2 separate regions of the Homo sapiens genome follow, and region 2 is linked to region 1. Evidence: chromatin loops called from intact Hi-C (ENCODE). Cell type or tissue: OCI-LY7. All regions are shown on one strand.

Region 1 (2,500 bases):
TGTATTTCTCATAGGTCTGGAAGTGGAAAAGTCCAAGATCAAGGTACCAACAGGTTTGGTTTCTGGTGAGGGCCTGGTCTCTGCCTCCAAGATGGCACCTTGAATGCTGTCTCCTTCAGAGGTGGAGCAATGCTGCTTCTCACATTGGTGAAGAGTGGAAGGGAGAGAGCCCACTCTCAAAAACCATTTTATTGTGGCATTAATCAATTCACGCAGGCAAAGCTCGCAAGACCTAAACACCTCCCATTAAGCCCCCTCTCCCAACATTGTGGCCTTAATGATTAGGCTCTCAACACATGAGTTTTGGAGGGGACAAACATTAAAACCATAGCATTCCCTTCTGAATTTTTCTGTACTTTCTAAATATCTCAAGAAAAGTATCCATTAGTTCCGAATCCACTAAAGCCAATTAATTACAAACAAGATTAAAGAAGAAAGGAAATTCACAATCACTACAAAAATAATTAAAAGAAAGTAACAGCAGATTATATAACAGGATATATACTTAGGCTAAAATATGAACCATTATTTCAGTTAAATCTTCATATTTTCTATGGTCTTAGAACAATAGACTTTATTTTGAAGACATATAGGGAATATCCTCTGGTTATTGCCTAACCTTTCTTGACCCAAGATCACCTAGACAGAAAATGATTTGACGACATACTTGTTCCAAAGGCCATGCCTATTTATCTACACTGCACTATGTCTGTATTTATGTCTTCAAAATAGTCTCGAAGATGATGGGAGACATGAGAAGAACTTTCCATTCCCTCTGTTTCATTTTACTCTGCAGTGCCCTTCAATCCCTTCCAACTATACTGAGTCTGTACTTCTGCTACAACTGCTTATGCATAATTGTTCTCACAGACGCTGGGCCCCTTGAAGCTGGAGAAATAGTCTAAATCAGTCTCTGGTATCTCTGAGGCCTAGAGCAGTGCCCAGCCTATCAGTAGCATATAAATGTTTGTAGAATTTATTGAATTGCTGCATTTTCTCCCACATTTCCTCTACGTGTCAGAAGTGTCAGTGTTGCTAAATTCTTCAACTCTGAATTTCAAGAGAACCCCAGAGCCATGTTGCTCATTTCCCAATGGACACCTTTATCTTGTACTAACATTTCAAGAATTGCCTTGCTTTCTGGCTTTTTTTCTTGTTTAGAAAATTCTGGCAATGAGTTACTTTAGAAAGCAGCCCAACCTCTGACAAAGTCTTCTGTTTTCTGACCTGTAACAGAAACTAACTCTCAACAAAAGAGCAATTCTCCACCTGCAGGCCTAAGCACGGAACTTTAATGTAAATGACAATTGCAGGAGCCCTTAGAAAGGAGATGGGGAGGAGGGTGAGGTCATGTGACAAGATTTCTACTCTGTGTCAGCCCTTTTCTTTGGCATTTAGATGAGTTGAATGACAGGTAAAGCTTAGGGCTTAGGCTGCCAGGAACAAAAAAAAAGTGGGTAAATTTAATCATTTGCTCTAGTCTTTAAATATCCTGTACAGCTTTCAGGCACAAAGCAATCTTCCTACAGAGAAACAAACCCAGGATGTGGTTACAACGTACTGTTCTACCTCTTTGTGTTAAAGTGCCTTAATGATCAGGAAAAAAAAAAAAGATTTGCATGAAGGCTTTTTATGGAAAGCACTTAACACAATGGTTACGCAAGACAAACGTCAGCACAAGTGGATATAACTGATATGATGAGTCATCCTATGTGGTTTAAAGCCACCACAAGTGAATGTCTTTTAATTCAGCCTACATAAGCCCAGAACATCTTTTATAGGACTTTGAGGGTATCTATGGCATTGACAAGATACAATTAGCTCCTTGACTGAATCGTAAGATTGAAGGACAGTCTGATTTAAAAATGATTAAGGTGAGTGGCATATGGATGCCAAAGCTTCTTCTGAAATCAGCCTTGGTGATTTGTTTTTCTCTCCAGGTATAATGTCATAACACACACACAGACACACACACACACATACATACACTCAAACGCATAGTGACATCACCTTAAGATCTGAGTAATGTAGGCAGGATAGAAATATAATTGGCCACAATATTGTCTCATGTAAGCACATTAGTGATGCTTACTTAATCTTTTGGCATCCAGTCATTCTCTGGAGTAAGAAGTAAGGCTTTCTGTTTTAATTTCGTGACTCGAATTTGGAAACAATCTTTGCTCTTCGAAGAAAGGTACAATATAAGATTTTATTATTATACTGATTACATATTTGATAATTACCTGGTCTTATTGTCACTAGTATGGCTGTCATTACACATTGATTATAGCATTTCTTTCTGTTGACATCAAACAGGACCTCAGAATTCTTCTCAGCAAAGTGCCTGAAGAAAACACGGTAAATCAACTGGAATGACCATGTGAAATAAAGTCTACCTACTTCTCATTCACAGCACATATCAGACAACCTAATAATCAAGGTTATGATTTTCAGATATCCACTTTATCCAAATGAACATTTGGTAACATTAGGTTCTGCA
Region 2 (2,500 bases), 280 kb before region 1:
TTCCCCATCTTTGTGGTTTTATCTACTTTTGGTCTTTGATGATGGTGATGTACAGATGGGTTTTCGGTGTAGATGTCCTTTCTGGTTGTTAGTTTTCCTTCTAACAGACAGGACCCTCAGCTGCAGGTCTGTTGGAATACCCTGCCGTGTGAGGTGTCAGTGTGCCCCTGCTGGGGGGTGCCTCCCAGTTAGGCTGCTTGGGGGTCAGGGGTCAGGGACCCACTTGAGGAGGCAGTCTGCCCGTTCTCAGATCTCCAGCTGCGTGCTGGGAGAACCACTGCTCTCTTCAAAGCTGTCAGACAGGGACACTTAAGTCTGCAGGGGTTACTGCTGTCTTTTTGTTTGTCTGTGCCCTGCCCCCAGAGGTGGAGCCTACAGAGGCAGGCAGGCCTCCTTGAGCTGTGGTGGGCTCCACCCAGTTCGAGCTTCCCGGCTGCTTTGTTTACCTAAGCAAGCCTGGGCAATGGCGGGCGCCCCTCCCCCAGCCTCGTTGCCGCCTTGCAGTTTGATCTCAGACTGCTGTGCTAGCAATCAGCGAGATTCCGTGGGCGTAGGACCCTCTGAGCCAGGTGTGGGATATAGTCTCGTAGTGCCCCGTTTCTTAAGCCGGTCTGAAAAGCGCAATATTCGGGTGGGAGTGACCCGATTTTCCAGGTGCGTCCGTCACCCCTTTCTTTGACTCAGAAAGGGAACTCCCTGACCCCTTGCGCTTCCCAGGTGAGGCAATGCCTCGCCCTGCTTCGGCTCGCGCACGGTGCGCACACACACTGGCCTGCGCCCACTGTCTGGCACTCCCTAGTGAGATGAACCCGGGTACCTCAGATGGAAATGCAGAAATCACCTGTCTTCTGCGTGGCTCACGCTGGGAGCTGTAGACCGGAGCTGTTCCTATTCGGCCATCTTGGCTCCTCCTCCCTCTGTTGACAGGTTTAATATAGGGCTGTGCAGTTTGACCTACAAGCCAGTAGATGGCAGTTATGGGTAAGAGCCAGCTGTAGCCAACATGGCTGGGTATATACTTGATCCTTGTTTCCTGGGAGAAGCTCTCTGTTGTCTCAGGCAAGAGCTGATTTATGAAGTTCAATGGTCTGTACTCCCTGTTCAGCCCTGAGGAGGTGGTCAAAAAGGGTGGGGCCAGACCTGACAAGTCCAACTACAGGTCCTCTGACAGCAGACACAAGCGCCTGTGCCAAGGAAGAATCCAGTGGGCAACCACTAAGCACCCAGAGGTGTGCTTAGGTGTGGAGCTGGGAAACCTCCTGGGCCCCAAGTTCTCTGCACAGGGATGGGGAGATGGCCTAAACTAATTCAGGAGAGTGAGAGCTCCAGATTCCTGGAGACCTGCCTGGATGTGGAGTGGACAGAACACATCCCTGCAGGAGGATCTCTGCACAGGAAGGGTGGCAGCCCCTGTTCTTAGAATCAAATATTTTCCCAAGGAACCCCAATTTCATTAGTCAGAGAGTGGTACTACAAACCACACTCTCAGTTCCAGATGAACTCCTTGCTTCTGGGGTTTCATTGCTTTCAGACTGACTCAGCTGACAGAGCAAGGATATATGTATTTGTGTATACTAACCTGTGTGTATACAAATATCTATAAATATTTCTATGTGTAACCATCTGTATTTATATTGAGCTAGATATAAATTCATACAGATGTCTATGACTAATCCTTTACAACATAGATCATTCTAGACTGTTTCACTTGCTTATCTATAACCTACACTCCTACAGTGAGAAAGCTGGCTTCCACCATCTGCCATTCATTTACTTAATTGTTCAATCACAGTATACATGTAAAGCAGTATCAGAGCTGTTAACCCATATCCCTGTGGGAAACAGCTTCATCAACTAGAGTCCAGTGCTTATGTATAATTTGTTTTGCCTTTAGACTCCCAGACTTCACTCATTTCCAAAGTTACTTAGATTAGCACCTTTCCTTCAAACCCTTCAGGGAAGTTGTTTCATACATTTGTAATATAATTAGATTATATTTTGTCACATTCTCTAGTCCATCCTAGGATCCTGTGGTCTCCTAATTTTTTTGCGTACATGAAGGTTTACTCATTGTCATATAAGCAGCATGGAGTATTTTGGTCACTGTTTTGTTGGTTATTGGCTGTACTTCAGTGATTCCTCATTAAATAAAATCATGTGATTTTATATTGTGCAAATGAACGATATATATGTAGTTTTCCAGAATACATTTATAGAACGTCTTTCCCTGTGGAAAATCACCAGACCTTCGATATATATGTCATTCATTTTCTTCAATTTTGCTGCCATACGGTTTTATTGTCAAAGTTCTCGATCGCATGTAACAGAACAGTAGTTGTAAGCAAGTGACTACTCAATAAAAGTTTGGAGAAAAAAAGAAAAAAAAAGTTTAGAAACAGAGACTTTATTTCTTCTTTGTTTTTGTTTTTAATTAAAAAAATCTACATATTTAGTACATTATCCCCCAGGTACTAACCATTGAGATCTGACAATTATCCCA

Evidence for each region. Hi-C counts contacts between places; a loop is a spot of excess contacts. Peaks named below come from ENCODE experiments on the same cell type or tissue, not always from the same donor. Only the 100,000 strongest peaks of a DNase experiment are listed, where the experiment ranks them.
Region 2: a loop joins it to region 1, with 4 times the contacts of the local background. A loop is called at or near these places in 2 of 110 quality-filtered maps.

The regions. Positions count from the first base shown.
Region 1 is chr4:23,333,270-23,335,769 of GRCh38, reverse strand. It overlaps LOC105374524 (a long non-coding RNA gene), which reads right to left. Exons shown (of 19, transcript XR_007058437.1): 16 at 2,244-2,344. All of the region lies in intron 2 of LOC105374523 (a long non-coding RNA gene), which reads left to right. Among named protein-coding and RNA genes, the nearest start is that of PPARGC1A-AS1, 430 kb to the left of the region's middle. RefSeq lists enhancers at 1,235-1,464, 1,525-1,574. In OCI-LY7, CTCF peaks have their summits at 1,066 and 1,266; a DNase peak (open chromatin) is centred at 1,569; H3K4me3 peaks cover 1,702 bases; H3K27ac peaks cover 2,500 bases.
Region 2 is chr4:23,613,187-23,615,686 of GRCh38, reverse strand. No RefSeq gene overlaps it. Among named protein-coding and RNA genes, the nearest start is that of PPARGC1A-AS1, 150 kb to the left of the region's middle. RefSeq lists an enhancer at 55-615. In OCI-LY7, a CTCF peak has its summit at 996 (motif pointing right); a DNase peak (open chromatin) is centred at 966.